Linked DNA regions of Homo sapiens: all the other regions are linked to region 2. A link is an interaction called in ENCODE POLR2A ChIA-PET data of the cell type or tissue named here. Cell type or tissue: OCI-LY7. All regions are shown on one strand. Links, peaks and the distances in the headings refer to the core of each region. The heading gives the core; the rest is flanking DNA.

Region 1 (7,850 bases), core at 2,112-6,111, 620 kb after region 2:
AAAAGATTTCAAAAGTGTGTCCCAAAGGTGTTGCAGATGTGCTCCAGAAACTAACTCCATGAGGAAGGAAGAGGAGGCTAAGGGATTGCAACTTCTTCCCTGATTTCCCAAAGAGCAGCTATACTTGGTTTGAATTCATAATCATATTTTTAATGTGTTGATGTCCAATGCTTTTAATTTTTTAAGGTGCTGCTATTTTTAAAATGAACAAAATTCTTAAAGAAGTTTTTTGTTTAGACAAAAAGAAGTTCATGACTTGATGAGTACAAAGGTAGTTCAAAATGTGCTCCAAAACTTTAAGTAATCAATTTAAAATTATTTCAGTATCTCCTGAGCTAACATTAAAGAAAGAAATCACAGCTCTAGATGGTATTTGATGAGAGAAACCTAGAGAGAGAATAAAATTGCTCATACAAATACATTAAATTCTCAAAGACCTAATCTAAAAGCAATGAATAAGACTGAATTAGAGGATGCTGTATTTATTAGAAAATACACGCAATATAAACACAATGGTCGGAGAACTCTACACTTCTGGAAGGTTCATGGCTCTTCTTTTTCAGCTTTTAAGGCTTCTGTCTTTTATAAAAATCATTTTTATCCCTCCTAAAAATTATTTTTAATAAAAGTAAATAGTCCTCCATGAAATCTAGCTACTCACTTTGATGTTTGCTTAAATGTCTGTTATAGAAAACTGTATGTTAGAATATTTTGTATCAAAATGTGTTTTTTCATTTCAAATTATAACTTAGGTTTGTTATAGGATATTGACTTGTGAAATTTAATTCATAGTCAATGGTTTTACTCATCTTGCTTTAGTTAACCTCACCAGTACATATAAACTATGTAAATTCACCGGCTAGTATAAAACCTTTATCAGATTTCAGTCTAGATGTTCTTTCCTCACAGTGACAATATATAAAATATTGTTCATAGCAGATTAATCTTTAAAAACAAAGAGAAATTACATCTTTCATTGTATGATACCACTGTTATAAATTAATAGATTCATGAAATATCTGGAAGAATTTTACAGCATATTCTTAATCATGATTAATGTCCAAGTGATAGCGTTATTTATATTCTTTTTTCTTTTGCTTATCTACATATTTCAAATTTTTTCACATTGAATGTTTCCCTTTTTTATAATAAAGAAAGAAGTGAAAGAATGAAATTTTTCAATGTTTTTCTTTACCTTTCAATGCTTCCACTTTTCCAGATTTTCCTTTATATTCCTTCTTAACATTTCTGATTCTGAAATAACAAAAAGGGTGCTTACTTAGCCAACACAGAAGTGAAAATAGCACGGGCCATTTATAGCCCTAGTCATAGTGATAACTGCAGCCAACCACTTTATGTGAAATAAGGGATGGCATAAACAGTCTATTCAGAAAGAAAAAACCCTATTTTTGATTACTTATTTCCCCTGAGGTAGAAAATAGAGGAGTCTCTCTCAAGTTACAATTAAACTACTAGTATTTTGCCTAGAAAAGTAGAATGCTGTGTAATTATCCTCACTTTCTTCCTCTAGCTTTAGAACAGTTGGTTCTTCCCCCTGTTCAAGATCAGCTCATTTACCTAGGGTCTTGAACTGGCATCCTGCATCGTCTCCAAGTCTTGCTTATTAGTTTATGAGTCAGACACTCTGTCACCTGCATCTTTTATAGTGTTCTCTCTAATAGTTCCTCTTTGAACTCACCTCTACTTTGGACACAATTTAATTTCTCTCCTCCCTGTATTGTACAAAATTCTCAAAATAAACTTGCCATTGTAAACTTGCCATTTTCACTTCCTGACCTTTAATTCCTCTTCAATTGCACTCTGATTTCTGAACTCACCACTCCAGTGAACCACTTCATAATGAAATCATTAGTGACCTCCTAATTATAAAATACAACAAATACTTTTCCATTCTTACAGTGGATTATGAGTCACTGTTGATGACTTTCTCTTTGTTAATGGTGACTTAATTGCTTTGCTTCTTATTTTTCTAAATGTTCCTTCTCTGTTTCCTAATAAAGTCCTCTTCCTTCATCAGACACATCAGCTTGATATTCCACAGGGTTCTCCATGTATATGATGGATCTTCTCATTTGAGACTCTCTCCAGAAGTTTTCTCGTTGGATTTTTTGTTTTAGCATCAACCTAATGCTGACCCCACCCTTTTCATTGATCTTTAGATTCACACATCTAATGGTTTGCTGCATAGATAGTCTCTCTCTCTGTCTCTCTCACACACACACACACACAGACACACAGCTCTTAATCAGTGGTTGTTAATTGTGAATACACATTAGAATTCCAAAGGGAACTGATGCCTGCAAACAACATCTGAGATTCATATTATATTCACATTAATTACTTCTCTGCAGAGTTCACAGAAAAAAGATTCACATTAATTGATCTGGGGTGATGAGTTTTTCTTGGCAGTGAAGGCTGAGGATTGGGATATTTTAAATGTTCTTCCAAATGAGTCTAATGTGAAGCCAGGTTTGAGAATTAACTGCTCTAAAACTGCATATGCAGAACAGACTTCACTGCATTGTCACCTAAACCCATTTCCCCATCACGCAGGATCTTATTTGGCAGCATGGACATTCAACTACTCTCTTCCTGATTCTCACTCAGATTCATCACCCATCCAACCTGGTATCATTTTTGTAAAATTTAACTCTAAAATAGTTCAAGTCTTGGGTCCCTTTTAAGTCTTCAACTATTCTTCTCTTGTTCACTGCCTCTAGTTCCTTTCCCTACTTTCAGTTTATTCCCCTAGAATCCATGCTTCACACAGGAAACAGGGTGATTTATTTTAAAATCCATTTTATTTACTCCTCAACGTTCCTCATCAGCCTCAGAGGGAAAGTCAAGGCTACTTTGTACCACATGAAGCAGCCACTCATGGTCTGTCCAGTGACATCTTTTGGCATCCTCGGCCTCATGTTTTATGTGTCAGGATCACCAAACCACCATTTATATCCTGCACAAAGCTTAGTGCTTTTTGTCTTTTCTGCTGGGTGTGTCATACACATATACATATATACATGCACTCACACACACATATGTACATATGCACAAACACACCTTTTTATCTGTCTTATTCTTAGAATGTTCATTGCAACATCATTTGTCAGACCAAAAAATTAGAAACAACTAGAATATTTTTCAATGTCAGAAAAGATAAATAAAAGTGGTAGATTCATATCTTAGAATACTTTTATATAAAAATTAAAATCAATGCATTAGCCCATAGTTATCACTATGAATACACCCCAAAAAGCAAAATGCTGAGTGTAGAAGCAATATGTAGAAACTTAAGTACAGTCTGATACCATTTATAGATTATATCAAAAACACACAGAGCTATATCACATATATCTATATCACATATTGATTAGGGCTATAAGTGTATGGTGCAATATGTAAATATATGAATGGAAAGTGATAACACCAAATCCATTATAAAGGTAAATTCTGACGAAGGATGGAGAAAATATTTTAAAGAGATCAAAAGGGACTTTAAATAAACATATAATATATCCATTAAAAATACAAAGCAAATATGACAATAATGTTTATATCTGCTCAACCCGGATGGTGAATATGTCAGCTTTAAAAGCCTAAATTTCTTCAGTAATTTTTAACTTTTTAAAACAAAAATAGACGTTCTCTTCGATTTCCCTAAACTAGGGTAGTTAACACTTCTATTGACTAAATAACAGTAGTTAATATCTCTATCCCTACATTTATCAGATTGAATTTCATGTACCTATTTATTTTGTTCCCTGTGTTGTGTGCTCCTTGAAAGACAGTTTATTGTTCATATTTGCTGCCCTAAAGATTAGTAAAGAACCCAGCAACAATATGTTTGTTGAATGAATGAATGAAGCAAAGTTAAAAGATGATGAGTCTCACCAGGTATTTTATTTCAGCATTTCTTTGTAAAATGGAATCCCTGTTGAAGTGAAACTTTAATGTTTTGTTTTAATAAAGAAAATTCCATTTAGGAGGAGCTGTTGTTTCTGGATTTTAGACATGAAATCAGTCATTTACATTTGAGGCAGACATTCTACCTGTGTTCTGGGAATATTGCCTGAATGGTCTATAGTTACAGGAATGCACATATGTGTACACAATTGCCCCCAGAGAAAATGTGACTTGGGAGTTATGAATGAGGAAGAGCCAGTTGTGAATAAAAAATGTATATTTTTACAAACCCAGAATCATGATTCTGGTTAGAATTCTACAAACTTTCATCCATACCCCTGATACATAGAGCTTAAAGATTACATACCCTGTAAGCTCTATGTATCTTAGGGGAAGAGTTCCTTTGTATATAAAGCATTTCTATATAAAGAGGAAGAGTCAATTTTTATATAAAGCAGAGACCACATAGGAAGAAAAAAATCAATGGCTTAGTGCCTTTTATATTCATACAAAATAGAATTCACACGTTGGAATTGATTGAAAAAGATTTGACATTGTCTACAGGTGGGGAAGAGTAATGATGCCACTAAGAAATGATCACTGTGAAGAAAGAAGAGATAAAACTTGTGGATTAGAAACTGCATATACTGTTGGATGGTCAAAAGGCAGTTTTAGACTGCCTTGCAGCCCCAGACCTGCTTTAACACTCAGTGAGTGTGTACCACCTTGCCATTAAAGAGCTACAACATTGACCGCCTAAGCCTACTTTCTTGCTTTGGTGTGGATCTGGGGTGAGGTGCCCCACAATGGAGCCAAAAGCTTTAGTGAATAGTCCTTGCATCAAATGACTTTCTTTCCCTGGTTTGTCAGTAGCCTCAGGTCTCCACCTGAGCTAAGAATCCAGACCAAGTGACAGGTGTACCCAGTCAACACTGTATACATTGGCTAGGTTTGGAGGCACAGTGGGGATGTGGGAGAAGAAGGGAGAAGTTGGGGGAAGGTGGGGGTGGAGCACATTTTACTTTCTTTCCTAGGTCACTAGGCAGCAGTAGAAGAACAAAGAAAATTTTGAGGTCTTTGTAAGTAAAAGATTTTGTTAGAAGATTGGATCTGAAAATTTTTATAATTTGAATAATAATATAATACAATATTATTTTGTGCCCTCAACTGGTAAAGAAGGATTGATGACACTGGAACTGAGTTTTATGGAATTATTCCTCACTTGGCCTTTCTTGTTTGGATAGAAATTTTCTATGGAGCTGGTATACTCCTAGCTAGAGCAGAGGAAGCGCTGTTGCCCCTCTCAGAAAACTTAAACGGAAAATTGGTTAAGAACTAGATGGAGGAAGCTTAGGTATATGGGTTAGGCCTCTTTGTCTTGGAAATATTTCACTTCCTAGATATGGTTCTCTATTTATTCATTTTTCTTTGCCTCCTGACATCTCAATAGTATGTTAAGAGCATAGACTGTAGAGCCAGACTATCTGGATTACAATTCCAGTTCCCCACTTGCGAGTTGTGTGATATTGGGTAAAAGGCTTAAGCTTTCATTGCTTCACTTTTTGTATTCTCAAAATGGGGAAAATAAAGATACCTACCTCGTAAGCTTTTTGTGCGAATTATGTGCAAGTCAGGTACATAGTCAGCACTAAGTAAACATCTGTTAATAAATAAACGATTGCTATTTAAAGCGCTGATCCATTAACTTTGTACCAAACTTTGTAGAAAAATCTACAAAGCTATTTTGAAATCCATGATACTTGGGTTCAATCCCAAAACTGCTGAGTTAGAATCCCTGGCTAAAAACAGATATTCTAAATGCTCCTCATGCAATTCTGTGATATACCAAGTCTCATAACAACCCTACAAAGTCAATATTAATCTTGTTTCATAGAAGACACTGAGACTCATAAAATTTACTCATTTTTCCAAGAGTACACATCAAATGAGAGAGGAGAGTATTAGGATCTAAGAATTTCTGATTCAGAATTTCTTACTTCTTCCAACTTATCATATAAAACCAGATGAAACCATGGAGAGAGGGGTTCACAGAATGAAAGGAGCAAGTATAAAAGAGAGGTGGGCACAAGAGAAAGAGGCAGAAAGGGGGACAAGATGAAGTGTGGCTGGATAATATGATACAGAGCTGATAAACAAGGAGGATTTTCCTTTCAAGTAACAGAAGAAATTGGTGGTGATGGAAATGGAGCAGTTCAAAGTGACATTGACAAAAACAAATATCTTCTCCTTCAATATTTTGCCTCAAGCTCACCCTGATGCTCTCGGTTAATAATTCTTTAGCCTTATGTTCTCACTCATAGGTGGGAATTGAACAATGAGAACACATGGACACAGGAAGGGGAACATCACACACCAGGGACTGTTCTGGGGTAGGGGGAGGGGGGAGGGATAGCATTAGGAGATACACCTAATGCTAAATGACGAGTTAATGGGTGCAGCACACCAACATGGCACATGTATACATATGTAACAAACATGCACGTTGTGCACATGTACCCTAAAACTTAAAGTATAATAATAATAAAATTAAAAATAATAATAATTCTTCAGCCTTGTGCTCATGCATTAGTATTACTTATAAGTGTGATTACCTGATGGCTTCTTTTCCTTGGAATTCAGGAGCTACTGGTTCAAAATAATCATCAGAGGGATGCTCAGCATCGATTTCTTTCTCAATAACCTTAGCATTAGTCCTTTGGTGTTGGAAACAAGATGATGAATTCAAGAAAAATAAAGGAGAATAATGGCGCTCATCTCCATCTAATTAACCAAGAGGCAACAAAATATGATCAGTAATAGTAAAAGAATGCGCAAAGAAGCCTTGCTAACAACAATGCAGAATGCCTTGAAGTTTTAAGCATCATAGAGACATTTTTTCTTCTAAAACTCAATTTATTATTAAGAAGAAAACTTGATGATGAAGTAAACAATGGGAATTCAAAGGAAATAACATATTGCAAAATTAAACAATATAATACAGCTTTCAACAAAGTATAAATAGAATGTGATCAAAAAAAAGAAAGTCAATAGGAAAGTGAGGTTCGAATAAAATATTAGGTGTATGACCAGCTGAGTTGGACTCCAGCTTTTCCCTGATCAAGACATTAGTACAGATCTTAGAGCCTCTGTTGTCTACATCTGTAGAAAAGGACACCCAACAAGGAAACCATTATATGTCCTTTTTTTCCAGTCTTAACAATGGGTTGCATTATCCTTAATAGGCTCATGAAAAACAGATTTGTATCACCCAATAAACATATTTATTAAATTTTTTTAAAATGTGATCTAAAAGGTATTTAGGAGAATGAATGAAACCAAATATTTGGGAAGACACAAAGCCTTAATACAGTGCATAAAAATAATTGTAGACATGTTTGTCAACTTAAATAATTTGACCACAGCAACATAATTGAACATAATATTGAAATCTATATATTCCTGCTTAGGCATGAATACATGGAGAAACTGTATTTGTTTAGAATAAATTTATAGTGATATTTTAAATATATTTTTCCAGTTTAAAAAACAAAGTTGAATTTATTATTAAGGGCCTTCACATATCAACCAGAAGTCACAGAAAGACAGGAATATATACAAGTAAATACATAGAAAACCTATAAGACAACCTTAAATAGTGGAAGGAACATATAAAATAAGAGGATAAACAAGAAGATTGTGCCAGAAAAAAAGCTTTCTGATTCTAGAATGTGTGAAAAAATTCTGGGCTTACGTGACATTTTTGGTTGTTTGCAAGATAATTTAACTGGGCGATCAATATACTTCTGTAAATATGAACAATATATAAAACATTTTGAGAATGATGCTGAACAAATATTCATGAGAAAGCTCTTCCACAGTATAATGGCCTCCCGAGAGCCAAACCACCATAAGAACTAATTTCTTTT
Region 2 (7,850 bases), core at 1,402-5,401:
TCTCATGGAACATTCTGTCTGGTAGCCCTGACCACTGTGGAAAAGTTGGATACCCTGAGACTTCTGTAATGTAAGTGCCCGGCAAACGGTCTCAGCTGGGCCTGGTATATCAATCCTCCCCACCAAGCAGAAGCCACTTGGTATCCTTCAGACCAGCCCATCCTCCAGGTGAATGCCACCCCTGACCTCAGTCGACACCACATGGAACAGAAGAATCCCCCTAGCTGGGCCTGCCAAATGTCCTGCTCCACAAATGAGATATAATTATTGTTTTAAGCCTTATGTTAACTTGTTAGATAGCCGTAGATAATTGGAATTCTATTAAACAAAGAAAGTCTTCTTAGCAGGGCTAAGATCCTCCTAGATCTGGCCTCTGTCTACCTTCCCTTCCTACTGTACTCTTCTTTATATCTCAGGCTCTTTTTTTTGAGACTGGGTCTTGCTCTGTTTCCCAGACTCGAGTGTAGAATATTTTAGCCTTGAACTCCTGAGCCCAAGAGGTCCTCCCGCTTCAGCCTCCCGAGTAGCTAAGACTACAGATGTGTGCCACCATGCCCTGCTAATTTTTTTAAAAGTTTCTTTTGTAGAAATGGGGTCTCACTATATTTTCCAGGCTGGTTTCAAACTCCTGGCCTCAAGTGATCCTCCCACCTTGGCCTCCCAAAGTGCTGGGGTTACAGGTGAAAGCCATCATACCTGGCCCCAGGCTTCTTCTAGGTTCCTGAACCAACTATAGTCTTTACCTTGGTGCCATTGTCTATACCAGCCTCCTTTTCTTATTTATTCCATTTGCCTGGACTGACGTTCCCATCCTTACTCCATTCCTCTGTCCTCACCTGTCTATCACACCACCAGCTCCTCCATCTCCCTGGTAAATTCTTGTTGAGCTTTCAAAATTTACCTCTGATGGTGCTTCTGGAAAGACTTACTTCTTCCCATACAGGGTTCTATATCTTCTCTGTGCTAATGTTTGTATTGCACGTGCTTCTCTTATTATACTCATTTACTCATCACATACATTGTAGCACATTTGTTCTCATGTCTATTTCTTCTACTTATCTGTGTATTAGTTTCTTTTGATGCTATAACAAATTACAGAAAACTTAGTGCCTTAAAACCATACAAATTTATTATCTGGAATTCTGAACCTTAGAAATCCTAAATGGGTCTCAATAGGCTGAAAGCAAGATGTTGGCAGGGCTGCATCCTTTTCTGAAGGCTCTGGGGGAGAATCTGTTTTCTTGCCTTTTATAGCTTCTAGAGGCAGGCCACATTTCTTGGCTCCTGGTCCCTCTCTGCGTTTCCTTTCCTTTCCTTTCCTTTCCTCTCCTCTCTCCTCTCCTCTCTCCTCTCCTCTCCTCTCCTCTCCTCCCCTCCCCTCCCCTGCGCTCCCCTCCTCTCCCCTCCTCTCCTCTCCTCTCCTTTCTTTCTGATGGAGTCTCACTCTGTCACCCAGGCTGGAGTGCAGTGGCGCTATCTCGGCTCACTGCAACCTCCGCCTCCCGGGGTCAAGCAATTCTCCTGCCTCAGACTCCTGGGTAGCTGGAATTACAGGCGTGTACCACCACGCCTGGCTAATTTTTGTATTTTTTGTACAGATGTGTTTTCATCATGTTGGCCAGGCTGGTCTTGAACTCCTGACCTCAAATGATCCACCTCCCTTGGCCTCCCAAAGTGCTGGGATTACAGGCATGAGCCACTGCGCCCGGCCCTCTCTGCATTTTCAAAGCCAGCAATGGCCAGATGAGTCTTCCTAATGCTGCATCACTCTGATACTAGCTTTCTATCTTCCTCTTCCACATGGAAGGACCCTTGTGATTACACCGGCCACGTCCAGATAATCCAGGACAATCTCTGTATTTTAAGATCATCTGATTAGTAACCTTAAATTCATCTACAATATTAATTCCCATTTGCCATGTACTGTAACACTTCAACATGTTTTTGGGCAGTAGGACGTGGACGTTCTTGCAGGGGTCATCATTTGGCTGACTGCAGTCTGTGAGCTCCTATGGTAAAAAGGCTGTGAACTATGTATCACTCTCCTCGAATGTAGAACAGAAGTCTGCTATGTAGTATATGAGGAAGACATGATATTTGTTCAAATGGAGTTTATATTCTAAAAGAAGGGGTCAACAAATTTGGATCTATCACCTGTTTTTGTACAGCTCTTAAGCTTAGTTTTTACTTTTTTTTTTTTTTTTTTTTTTTTTGAGACAGGGTCTCACTTTGTCACCCAGGCTAGAGTGCAGTGGTGCAAACACAGCTTACTGCACTTGACCTCCTGGGCCCAAGTGATCCTCCTGCCTCAGCCCCACAAATAGCTGGGACTATAGGCACACACCACCATGTCTGGCCCATTTTTGTATTTTTTGTGGAGACAGGGTTTTGCCATGCTGCTCAGGCTGGTCTCGAACTCCTGAGCTCAAGTGATCTGCCTGCCCAGGCCTCCCAAATTTCTGGGATTACAGGCGTGAGCCACTGTGCCTGGCTGTATATTTTTCAGTGGCTAAACAAGCTCGAATGGAGAATGATATTTTGTGACATAAAAATTAGATGAAATTTACTTTAAAGTGTCCATAAGTCAACTTTTATTGGAACACAGCCATGCCCATTCATTTATTTGTTGTCTATGCTGCTTTCACACTATAGTGGTGAAGGTGAGTGGTTGCAACAAAGACCTTATGGCCACAAAGTCTAAAATAATTACCTATTTGACCGTTGACAGAAAAAAAATTGCTAGTCCCCGTTCTAGAGGGAACTTTAGAACTTTCTGTGATTGTGGGAATATGCTGTATCTGGGCTGTCCAATATGGTAGTCACTAGCTACAGCTGGCACTTGAAATGAGGCTAGTACCCCTAAGGAAAAGACTTTTAAGCTTTATTTGATTATAATTAATTTAGATTTGAAGAGCTCCCTGTGGCTAGTGGCTACTGTACTGACAGCCCTAGGAGATGAGATGATAATTATGAAGATGCTGATAAAAATGTGATAATTTACCATGTGCCAAGTGCCGTGCTAAGAGAACAAGGATGATGCTCTTATGATTCTCATTTTACAGATGAAAAAAAACTGAAGCTTAGATGGATCAAGTATGTTGCCCAAGGTTACACAGCCAGAGAGGGGCAAGCTAGAACCCAGGGAGGTTGACTCCTGAGCTGTTGCTCTAACCATTAGGCTATGCTGCCTCACGAAAGACAAGACACATAGACATTGAATTGTAACATGTGAGAGAATATAATGAGTGCTATGAAAGAAGCAACAACAAGGCAGAGAAATAATTAAGGGGAAAAACTTCTGACCAGGGAGGGAAAAGACACCTTCTTCATGGGTGCCAAACTACTTAAGATGGGCTCTAAAATTTGGGCAGGATTTTGATTGACACTTACATGCTTGTAAGCTAGATGGATGCAACCACCTAAACACAGGTGTGATGGGGGAAGTAAAGGGGGGGTTAAGGGATTGGAAAGCAGTCCACTTTGAAAATTCATGCCACACCTTTGCTAGCAAAGGGCCACAAGTTTTCTTGGCAGCTGGTGCACTTCCTCTTTTCTCTCCGTAACGACCATGTAAATGACCTTGCCTTCGTTTTCACTTTGACTGGAAGTTTAGCTTCAAACTTGAGCTTAACTTGAGCAAGAGCAAGGAACCACACAGCTTGAATATTTGAGTTTCTTCTCCTTTCCTCCCCAAAAGCTCAATTTCTGCTCTGATGAGTGTTTTCTCTGGTCTTAATATTTGTTTTTATCCATATTTTAACATCATTTCATTACGTATTTATTTCTTGCAATGCCCCTGGGTCGTTTTGTGAATACGTGTGGGTATAAATGACAGAATAGGTTCTGGTTGTGGGAGGATGTGAACCCAGGGAGATAAATTGGAAAAGATAAGTTGGTGTCAGGCACTGGGTACAGTCAGGGTCAAGGAAGCTGGTGGGTGCTCCTGCCTTTGAGAAATAGCCTGAGCCAGTTAGGTGCCATCCCCATGCCCTTATCTCCTGCAGCCTTGGCTGCAATCCTGGCAGCTCCCCACTCAGTTCTTGGAAACCTGGCAATTGGCCCTAGTTCCATCCCACGCCACTGCCCGCTTGCTTCCTGTGCTGGCTCTGATGTCTGTTGACATCTTCTTCGAGTGTTAACTCCCAAACATCCTCAGTTTCAGTCTTGTTATTGGCATCAGGGGACACACTGGCATCCTACAATCTCTCTAAAGTACAGGCCAATCAGATCCCTCTCCTCTTTAAAGGTCTTCTGTAGCTCTCAGGTGGAAGTCCAAGTTCAGTAGCTTTGCTTAGGGTCCTCGTTCACACCCCAGCTCTGCCTCTTCCTCACTACATGACTTGGGCAAGTTGTGTAACTTCTGTATGCCGGAGTTTCCTTATCTGTAAAATAGGAACAACAATAGTACGTACCTCAAAAGGTGCTGTGAGGGTAGGGTGTGGGAATCTATGTGAAACCTCACAACGGTTCCAGGCACAGAAGATCTCTCCATGTGTTATTGTCACTGTCATGAGCTCTTCAGACTCACCTCTTGCCAATGCCCTTCACACAGTTTCTGGCTTCACATCCAGTGGAATTACTTGTAGTTTCCTAAATGTCCTCCAGCCTGAATTTGCTCATCTTTGGGTGTTCTGCACATTTCCTCTGCTGGAAAGTGTTCCTTCTCCCTCTTAACCTATTCTTCCTCATTCTTCTTATATCAGAGAGCAGGGATGTCATGGAAGTAGAAGGGAGGAAAAGAGAGAGAGAGAGAGAGAGAGAGAGAGAGAGAGAGAGGAGGGATATAAGTAAGCAAGACAAACTCAGCAACAAGGGATGAGAAAATATTCAGAAATTGGGTGCTGATTTGCATTCCAGAATCCAAATCTAGGAGCAGGCAGGGCTGGGACAGCAAGCCAGGCTTCCGACCAGATGGGCTATCCATCAGGGTTGCTTACTACAGCTCACTAATGACCATTATTAAGACCATTGCATGTAAAATGTTTATTTCAAGGTGGAAAATGCACGTTGGGTTTCTCAGAATAGGTGTTGGAATTTCTACTACAATTTTCTTCAGTATACAGAGGAGAATTGCTTGTGTTGGTCCTCTAGAGTTAAGATTGCCACCGTGCTATAGAGTAATGAGTTGTAAGTGGTGGCCACTGATCACAGCTCTTTGCTGTGGGCTGCCACCCCAGCCAGTGGTGTAGGTGAATCAGCGTTGGTCAAAGTATGGCCAGCCAGCCCAGGCTCGCCATGCAGTTACGACTTTTGACTAACTGACCACAGTCACTCTTTCATGGCCTTCCCTTCTTGGATGACATGAAGACCATACATTAACTAACAGGTCACTTCCTAATCATCCAAACAGGAACCTAGAGATTTTTATACCCAGGACAGGATATGGGACATATATCAGCCAGAGTTCTTATTTGCAAACAAAGAAACATAACCTAGGTGATCTAAGTAGAATCAGAATTTATTGATTATATACTGGATGACTCACAGACTTCTGAGAAGGTTTGAGAACAAGGCTTGAGGGCTGTACCAATTGGAAACAGTTCTCAAAATCACACTGATATGGTTTGGCTGTGTCCCCACCCAAATCTCATCTTGAATTGTAGCTCCCATAATTCCCACGTGTGTGGGAGGGACCAGGTGGGAGATAATTGAATCATGGGGGCGGTTCCCCCATACTATTCTTGAGGTAGTGAATAAGTCTCACGAGATCTGATGGTTTTATAAGGGGAAACCCCTTTCACTTTGTTCTCATTTTCTCTCTTGTCTGCCTCCATGTAAGACATGCCTTTTGCCTTCCGCCATGATTGTGAGGCCTCCCAGCCACATGGAACTGTGAGTCCATTAAACTTCTCTTCCTTTGTAAATCACCCAGTCTCGAGTATTTTTTTTTTTTTTTTGAGATGGAGTTATTTTGCTCTTGTTGCCCAGGCTGGAGTGCAATGGCGCGATTTTGGCTCACTGCAACGTACACCACCTGGGTTCAAGTGATTCTCCTGCCTCAGCCTCCTGAGTAGCTGGGATTACAGGTGCCCACCACCACGCCCGGCTAATTTTTTTTCTATTTTTAGTAGAGATGGGGTTTTACCATGTTGGTTAGGCTGGTCTTGAACTCCTGACCTCAGCTTATCCACCCTCCTTGGCCTCCCAAAGTGCTGAGATTACAGGCATGAGCCACGGCGCCCGGCCTCAGGTATAACTTTATCAGCAGCATGAAAATGGACAAATATACACACCGTGAAAGTGCTCAGGTAAGGACACTATTGAGGATTTGTTCCCTGAGATGTGAGTAGAAAAGCAGTTAATGGAAACAACGCAGTTTTCACATTCTGTATATTTTCCCTGTGCCTTTTGATACAAGTTCCAAAGGAACATTTAACAGCATGACAGCTTCCTGTTTATTTATTCTCTCATCTCTTACTGGTTGGTCAATGCACATAAGTCCATGTGGAGAGAGCTCGGAGCATACTCCTCCTTGACGGTGGATCAGAAGTGTCATCTTGGTTTCCAGTATCCTGCCTGAGCTGTGAATTGCCCTGACTCTTCATTTCTCACTCTGACTCTCTGCAGCATCTGTCTGCTTCTCAGAACACTTGCTTCCCTTGGCTTCTGTGACCTCCTTCCTCTCCAGGTTTGCCACCTGCTTTCTAAATGTTCCTTCTGGGCTCCCTTCCTCCCTTTAACCTCTCACTGTTAGCCTTACTCATGGTTCTATATTCAGCTGCCTTTCTTCTTCCCACTTCTCTCTCAATAGCCTGTCCCAGGAGGTGCTGCATTCACTCCTATGGCGTTATAATCAATAAGCTGATGATTTCAAAACCCTCAGCATTCTCTCTCTCTCTTTTTGAGACACGGTCTTGCTATATTGCCCAGGCTGGAGTGCAGTGGTATAATCATGGCTCACTGCAGCCTTGAACTCCTGGGCTCAAGCCATCCTCCCACCTCAGCTTCCTGTGTAGCTAGGACTACACATGTGCATAACCATGCCTGGCTAATTTTTAAATTTTTTTGTAGAGAGGGACATCTCACTATCTTGCCTAGGCTGGTCTCAAACTCCTGGCCTCAAGTGATCCTCCCTCCTCAGCTTCCTAAAGTGCTGGGATTACAGGCATGAGCCACCATGCCCAGAACTCAGCTCTCTTAAACTTCCGACCAGCAAGGAAGCAACTAGACGGCTCTTTGTGGATGTCCAGCAGCCCTTCAAACTGAACACATTCCAAAATGGAACCCTTGCTGCTTCTTCCTGTGTTCTCTGATTCAGTGAATAGCAGCAGAATCACTGAGTTAGAAATCTAGGTATCATCTTTGAGTCCTTCCTGTCTCCTCCTTATCCTTCACATCAATCCCTAGGTTCTCTCGCTCTTATTTTCTTAATATCTCTCAAATCTGCCCAGCTTCATTCACCTGCATCAAAATCTTTTAGTTTTAGCTATCATCATCCCTTACTTGGATCATTGCAACAGACTCCTGAGAAGTGTTCAGGCTCCAGACTCCAGAGAGCCCTTGCAGTCCCTACTCATGTCCTTGCTTCATTAGAACCCAAAAGATAAAGTGTGCACTTGGTCACATCTCTTCCCTGCATGAGGCCATTCAGTAAATCCCCACAGCTATAAGACAATTTAAACTTCTAAGGCAGGGGTTGGTAAGCTATGGCTCATGGGTTGAATCACCTGTTTTCATGCAGCATAAATGCTAAGAAATTTTTTACATTTTAAAATTATTGAAAAAAAAAGTCAAAGAATGTGACACATGAAAATTATATGGACCTTATCCAAAATATACAAAGAACTCTTAAGCTCAACAAGAGAACAAACAACTCAATTAAAAAATGGCTAAAATGGGGCCAGGCACAG
Region 3 (7,850 bases), core at 2,112-6,111, 1.2 Mb after region 2:
CACCGTGCCAGAAAAATATACATTTGATCATCTAGCTTATTGGAGAGCTTGGAGGTCTTGAAAAACCTTCACTGGGTGTAGCATATTCTGTTATTCCCACTCTACATTCCCTCAGGCCTGATCATGGTTCCAACTCTTTGACAGCTTTCTTTGGTGCACAGGGCATTCTGGAAGTGCTTGAGAAATAACTCCCTACCTTGACAGTCTCAATCAATGACTGATGGGAATTAGTGTATAATTAACTAACTAGGATGGGATAACGCTGAGACACAAATTCTACACTGGCTCCTAGAGCTCCGCAGCAGGATTATGTCACATTTACTCTCAGTAGTAACTACCTTAGTAATGCACCTTTTATTTATTTTCCTTTCCTGGCTCGCTTTCCCATTTTTCTGGCGTTTCCTAGCATCTCCTCCAAACGAACAACTTACACTTGAGCCCTTGTCTCATGATCTGCTTCTGGGAATCTGAACTAAGGGAAGCACAGATTATGTGCAGGGCACAAAGAAATAGATGTATTGGATTTGGGCAGAGGGGGGAGTTTCAGCACATTCCTTCCATTACTGTCCTTCCCTAGGATCTTCTTCCTGGAGGCCCCTTTCCTTGTTGGGGTAGAATGGGAAGCACATTAACAATGCCTTACTTACCAGACTATCGGTGGGCAATTAAGCAGTGGTTGCAACTCTCAGTGACATAATAAGATCATTTACTCTTGTTTTCCATTGCAAACTGTTTTTGGCGGTCTAATTTTTAGTTTCCATATACTTTCCCAATACAATATTCCTTAGTTACATCAGAGAGTGGCTTAATATCAAAGGCTGGACATTGTCTTAAAATAAGATGGTCTTCCAAAGTTTTGAGTGATAGATAAGTATGACCTTATAGTTAGGAATTTCACAGGCAATTTGTCATTCGCTCTTTGGTACTATTATGATTTCCATCTTAAAGATGAGAAAACTGAGACTTAAAATAATATTGGAAACACAGTAGGCACACAATAAATCTTAAGCTTTATTTTTTATTATATTGAAATTTTTGATTCTATAACATAAATGTCATTTTAATCAATAAATGAGACAAAGACAAAAGGCTCACTTATCAGACCTGCTTTTGGAAGAAAAGTGGAGGGAACAACTAATTTGCTAGTTAAAAGACTCAGGTTTCAAATATCCTGACGTTTTTAATGTAGGCAAAAAAAATTATAGCACAAGTATAGGATGTGGGAGCCCTGGCTAGACAGCAGTTGACCACAAATTTTATATGAGCCAACAGTGTGATGTGGTTACTCTAATGCAATGTCCAGCATCATTCTATGAAGGCATCTGTTCAGAAAATGGGTGTATTCCTCCTTGGTCAGGTCAAATGTGTTCACTGGAAGGACCAACATTTTAAGCGAGATGTTGCTGAAGTAGGAAGCTAGCAGAAGACTTTGAGAATGGTGAAACATTCTGGAAGCCCTGCTATCTGAGAAACACTTGAGAGCACTAGTATTAACTCACCTGGGTCTGAGAGATACAGTCCAATGATGAGCTTGGGAATAAGACTGATCTGCACTGAATTTCAGCTTCTCTACTTTGTAGCTTTGTGACCTTAGACAAGAGACTCTCTCTGTACTTCAGTTCCGTTTTCTTTAATAGGGGGAAATAATTCATGCCCTCATATACCCTAGAAAGTCCAAATAAGAGACTATCAGCAAAATAATTGGCTCATACCAGGTGTACAGTAAATATCAACCTTCAGTTTTTCAGATAGTTGGAGAATTGTCATGTGTATTAGTCCATTTTCAGACTGCTATGAAGAAATTTCCAAGACTGGGTAATTTTTAAGGAAAAAGAGGTTTAATGGACTCACAGTTCCACATGACTAGGTAGGCCTCACAATCATGGCAGAAGGTGAGGGAAGAGCAAAGGCATGTCTTACATGGCAGCAGGCAAGAGAGCATGTGCAGGGGAACTGCCCCTTGTAAAACCATTAGATCTTGTGAGACTTACTCACTATCATAAGAACAGCACGGGAAAAACCCGCTCCCATGATTCAATTACCTCCCACTGGGTCCCTCCTCCCCGACACATGAGGATTATGAGAGCTACAATTTAAGATGAGATTTGGCTGGGGACACAGCCAAACCATATCATCATGTGAGAAGTGGTCTTTCCTTTGAAGACAAAACTAGGACTAGTGGGTAGTAATTACAAGGAGAAAATTTCAGTTCAATATTACGACTAACCTACTAATAATTTAATTATCTTACAAAATGCAGATGCCTAAAAATATCAGGCTTCTATCTGGAACATCTGAATTGTTTGGCCAACTCCCTACATGGCAGACATCAAACATAGTGAGGTTAAAGCAGAATTCTTGGGTTACTTTTATTGCCTGGAAACCTAGTCATCCCCCAGTTTTCTACATGTCAGTAACTTGTACCATCTCCTGCTCAGGTGCTCAAGCCAGGTATCTTGACAGTGCATGTGATTCTTTTTTTTTTTTTTTAACTCATCTCCACCCCATGCTGCAAAGTCGACCTAGCCAGTTGTGCCAATCTAACCTCCCCAAAGCATAATCCAAACTCTTCCACTTCTCTCCATTTCTTGCATTGCCACCACAATCCAAACTATCAAAATCTTTTCCCTGATCTATCATAATAGCCTTATAATTGGTTTCCTTGCTTCTATTTCTGCTGCTTTGGATTCTATTCTCTCTACATGAGCAATATTTTAAAATATGTTGTTTAAAACTGCCTAATAGATCTGATTGTGCTTAGAATAGAACACACAATCCTCGTCACAGCCCACAAAGCCCAGCATTGAATGATCTCTGCACCCATTCCAGGCTTGTCTTTCAGTACCCTGAACCTAGCCCATCATCTCCAGCCTGCTTATTTATTTTTCCATGCCAAGCTGATTCCCACCTTAGACTCTTCATCTTACCTATTCCTTCTGCTTGGAAAACACTTATTTCTGAGCCCCAATGTCATATCCTGCAATAGACCATCATTGAATACCCAGTCTTTAGTAGCTATCTACACACTCTCACATTATTCTGTTTTAATGCTTTGAATTATACTTATCACTATCTTATGATTTTCTTGTTTATTAATTTATTACCCACACCTAAAAATATGGATTTAACACATAGATGCATAAACAATGAAACTAAATGCCCCACAAAATAGCAGGTCCCTTATCAATGAGAATATACAAGCAGGCTTTCTTTGGTGACCATATACTACCAGATGTTGTAGAAAGGATTCCTGCCCTTATCAGAGGTCCAGCTAGATGACCACTGGAATTTCTTCTAATCCGCAGATCCTATGATCTTCTTGACAGTTTCCATCTTCAGCAGGTCACAAGCTGTTTTAAGTGTGAAAGAATTAGTGTTTTTTTGCATATTTAAAAAAAGAAAGAAAAAAGGGAGGAAGAATGAAAGGGAAGAAGAAAAGTTGCTCTAGGACAAGTATGTTTGAAAATGGATGCGCGCGCACACACAAAATCAGTTAATTAGCTGATTTTTATGAATTGACCAATGAATTTGGTCGACTATTAACTAATTTTAGTTGGTAGACCTGAGCTAAATAGCACATAGACTAATAAATACTGGCAGTTACGGATATTCATTCACACATCAGCTTTTACTATGAGCAGTTTTCTTACTATGTCGGTCTCAGATGTTGAAATTTGTGCTCTTCTATAAAAATCAAAAAGCAGAGATTCATTCTTTTCCATGGACTTCATCTGTTCCTTGTTTCAACTGCATAAATATTATTTACATGTCATGGGTTTCTGACCTCTATTGGTGGAGACCAAATCGATTACCCATGAGCCGCTCAATTTGCAATCATTTAAAATTCCACTCTCTCTGGCACAGAAAAAGAACAATGGAAACTTGTCATAGTGCTCTCTTTTTGGTTTATTTCCTTTCCCTCATTTTTCTTTTTTATTTTCCCTTTTCTTCCCCACCAGTTTCTCTTTTTCATTTCTTCATGTACCAGGAGTCCCTAAGGGACATTCAGATCTTTCAGCAGCCATTTCATTTTTTATCACAAAATTAAAATGTCAGATCCTTTCAAGAACCCTTCAGAGTTACAAGGTCAGTAAAGCCCAAGTCTGCTGAATGCAGGTGTTCCAGTCTTGAAGGAGGGGACCAAGGAAAGTGACTGTCATGTGAGTGGTGTGTGGTTTATCTACCAAGTGGCAACATCTCTCACTCTCACTATGTCTGCACTGCTCTGAGGGTAACCTGATCTGTCTTTAATCTACTCTGACCACAGAGCAAATGTTTTAAATAAAATCTCTGCATGAGTGAGTCACTACTCTTCTGGCTTTTGTATGACATACCAAGGACTGATGGTTTACTTTGCCTGAGTAACAAAATTAATATAAGAGAAACATTTTTGTTATGTGGTATCTTAAAAAAAAATACAAAAAGAAGAAAAAGGAGACATATGGACCTGAGCAGTGAAATTTGGATGAAAAAGTTCCACTTGACACGGAGAAAATATTGAAAAAAAATGTAGTAAATGCTTTTTTGGCAGAGAAGGACAAAAAAAATCAGCAGGAAGAAGTAGAAAGAGACACTTTCACTGAACAGCTGCAGTGACTCTAATACCACTTATGTAAGGTCCTAATCTTGAAGCAGCTTATTTATGTTATCATTTAAAATGTGATACATTATCTCAAAAGTTTTTAAATCTATAGGTGCTTGTTTATTTGGTAGAGTCTGCATTACAATGGAGGGACATGCTCGTGTTTTTGTGGGTCCTAGGGAGGCTGGATTAGAGCTGAATGCAGACATTCAGTGGATGTCTTCCTCTGGCTCGGATAGATGAGGTGCTTATGGCATGTACAAGTTTCCATGCTATTTTGCCTGACCCGAAGTATCCACCGTTTGAAGTATCAGCTCGGTTTTCATGGGTTCTGAAGCCCAGACCAAATGTTCTACATCGAATGAAAGGAGTGTGATCTGAAGACGGGCAAAGTGTCCTGGGGTGCCTCAATGATCTCTTATGAGTGAACACTTCATGATGTGTGCAGTATAGCTTGTGTAGCAATTTTAATTTTCCATGAAACGTTTCTGATTACAAAATGAAATGGAACTGTTTTTGACCCAAATCTTTCTTTACCCGAAGAAGACACAACCTATAAAAACAAAGCCACTCTTTCCCAGGTTGGCAAATCTTGCATAAAAATAGTCCCGTGATAAAAATGGCAGACCTAGCTGAGGCCAAAGAGGGAGGTGAACCTTAGCATTCAAGAGAGGACAGGTTTAGAGTTTCCTTCTATCTCTGTAGCTATGACAGTTATTGGCAGTGCGATCTCGGGTGAGTTATTTTTCTGCATAGAGACTCATTTCTCACATCTCAAAGTGGGCTAATTCTGTCTGGTTCCCTCCATACAGTATGGATAACTGCAATTATGTATGCACAATCCTAGCATATTTTTATCATATAATCCATTAATGACTAAGTATGATGTAAGCTGTAGGCTTTTTTTTGGTAGATGATTTTTTTTTGATGATTTTTAGCTTACATAGGGACGTGTCCAATTAGGGATTCAGTAAATGATATTATATTTATTATAAAATATTTGCTGAGAGCATCTTTCAGGAGTCCTTTGTCTCCCTTCTATCTGGTATGATATTCGTATGCAACATTTTATTCTTCAACTCAAAGTGCAGTGTTTGATGCTCTTTCAGTGATAGCTCTACACTTTGTTTCTGAAGCAGGTGCAAAACTTACTGTACAAATTCAGAGGAAAGGTTAGATTATTTTTACAAAAATTTAATTAAATTTGACTCTCAGTTTCTAACTTGCTGGCTTAGCAGGGAATTGACTGTCAATCAAAACTGGGGTTCCTAGGGAGTTGAAGGAAAGTTCCCGGCATCTTAGGCAGTATAGAAAACATTCAAGGGCTAACCCTGGTGTGGGCCCTTGTAGAGGGGCTCTGCTGCTTCTCTGTCTGGGCATTGGCATCTTTGGAAAGATCAGGATTGCTAGTGTTCTGAGTGAAGCCTTCCTAGGTTGATCCATTCAGTCTACTGAGGCCTGGTCATTTTCTAGGAAGCTGAGAGGAAACAGGTTTGGGATCCCTACTAGTCATAGGACTCAAGGATCTCTGTAACATACCTGAGTTTGGGGAACTATACATTTTCCTATTTCTCTCTATTCCTAATACTTCATTTTCTTTAATACTTCTCTCACTTCTTTCACCCTATATGAAATACACTTACTATGATCTACTAAAAAAAAATTTAGGGTTTTGAAGACACAAGCCAAAAAATGAAGTTGTCTTCAGACAACTTCAGACTTCTGCCTTGCAACAGGAACACTGTCAGACAATAGAGCATGAAAGTTTGACTATTTCCTTGCAGGGAGAAATACAGATAAACAAAACACACACTTTTATCATTGCCAATAAACTTGCCACATGCCAATATTGAGGATGATCAAAAGGGGCATTTTGAAAATGTTGGTTTCAATTTACTTTTTACAAATTTAAAATGAGTAGAGACATTCTTTACTTAAGATTGGTAGTGGGTAGTTGGAGAAGATAACTCAGAATGGATTTTTTAAGTAAACTTTTAAATTTTGGAATAGATTTAAATTTACAGAAAAATTGTGAAAGTAGTCCAGATGGTGCCCCTATGTCATGTGCTCAGTTTCCCCTATGATTAATATCATACATTTAGCATGGGACATTTGTCATAACTGATGAACCAATATGTTGATATATTAACTAAAGTCCGTATGTTATTCAGATTTCCCTCATTTTAACCTAGTGATCCTTTTAGCATTCTATCTAGGATATCACATTATACTTACTCATGTCTCCTAGTGCCTCTCTTAGCCGTGACAGTTTCTCAGACTTTTCTTATTTTTTTTAATAGCCTTAACAGTTTTTATTTATTTATTTTAATTTTTAATTTTTTTATTTTTTTTTGAGTCAGAGTCTTGCTCTTGCTCTGTCATCCAGGCTGTAGTGCAGCAGTGCGATCTCGGCTCACTGCAACCTCTGCCTACCAGATTCAAGCAATTCTCGTGCCTCAGCCTCCCGAGTACCTGGGATTACAGGTGTGCACCACCATGCCCGGCTAATTTTTGTATTTTTTAGTAGAGACAGAGTTTCACCATGTTGGCCAGGCTGGTCTTGAATTCCTAGTCTCAAGTGATCCACTTGCCTTGGCCCCCCAAAATGATGGGATCACAGGTGTGACCCATCACATCGGTCCAGCCTTAACAGTTTTGAGGAGTAGTAGTCAGTTTGTAGGGTGCATCCGTATGCAATTTTTATGATGTTTTTTCAGTTATACAGGTGTTACAGATTTTGAGGAGGAAGAACACAGAGGTAAAGGGCTATTCTTATTAAATCATATCAAAGGTACATGGTATTAACATGACATCACTGTTGCTGCTAACTTTGATCACTTGGCTGAGATGAGGTTTATTAGGTTTCTCTACTATAAAGTTATGCTCTCCTTCTCTCCCCACCACAGCCAGCTTTCCTTTCTTTACTGTTTGGAAAGAAGTCAATATATGTAGCTTACACTTATGGGATGGGGAGTTATGGTCTATCTCTTTGAGGGGAAAATTATCTCTTATTCCTTATTTAGTGTGATATTATGATTTATAAAAAGAAATATATATTTGGTCTTCATCCCCATTTTCTGGCATATGGCACCTAAAACTCTTAAAATCCCCTAACTGATGTGTGTTTTTGCATGCTAATGAGATGGTTGATGGCTCGTGGCTCCTGAGGAGCCTCAGGATGGGGGCTAGTTACAGGGAAGGCCAAGCCTGTGATCAGAGGACTGAGGTTTTCTTTTCTTTTCTTTTCTTTTCTTTTTTTCTTTTGAGA

What was found. ChIA-PET counts read pairs that join two places held together with the same protein. Peaks named below come from ENCODE experiments on the same cell type or tissue, not always from the same donor. Only the 100,000 strongest peaks of a DNase experiment are listed, where the experiment ranks them.
Region 1: POLR2A ChIA-PET joins it to region 2 with 10 read pairs; 1 of 35 experiments calls an interaction of 5 or more read pairs at or near these places.
Region 3: POLR2A ChIA-PET joins it to region 2 with 5 read pairs; 1 of 35 experiments calls an interaction of 5 or more read pairs at or near these places.

The regions. Positions count from the first base shown.
Region 1 is chr17:69,116,703-69,124,552 of GRCh38, forward strand. It overlaps ABCA6 (ATP binding cassette subfamily A member 6), which reads right to left. Exons shown (of 39, transcript NM_080284.3): 10 at 6,537-6,705; 11 at 1,196-1,254. Among named protein-coding and RNA genes, the nearest start is that of MIR4524A, 21 kb to the left of the region's middle. RefSeq lists an enhancer at 1,361-1,550. In OCI-LY7, for the core only: no CTCF peak of the experiment used is centred there; no DNase peak of the experiment used is centred there; H3K4me3 peaks cover 567 bases; H3K27ac peaks cover 799 bases.
Region 2 is chr17:68,494,631-68,502,480 of GRCh38, forward strand. It overlaps a transcript of PRKAR1A not described here. Among named protein-coding and RNA genes, the nearest start is that of PRKAR1A, 14 kb to the right of the region's middle. RefSeq lists a silencer at 3,917-4,100. In OCI-LY7, for the core only: a CTCF peak has its summit at 2,651; DNase peaks (open chromatin) are centred at 2,661, 3,521 and 4,211; H3K4me3 peaks cover 1,993 bases; H3K27ac peaks cover 3,606 bases.
Region 3 is chr17:69,650,860-69,658,709 of GRCh38, forward strand. All of the region lies in intron 3 of LINC01483 (long intergenic non-protein coding RNA 1483), which reads left to right. Among named protein-coding and RNA genes, the nearest start is that of LINC01483, 61 kb to the left of the region's middle. In OCI-LY7, for the core only: no CTCF peak of the experiment used is centred there; DNase peaks (open chromatin) are centred at 4,192 and 4,582; H3K4me3 peaks cover 766 bases; H3K27ac peaks cover 1,272 bases.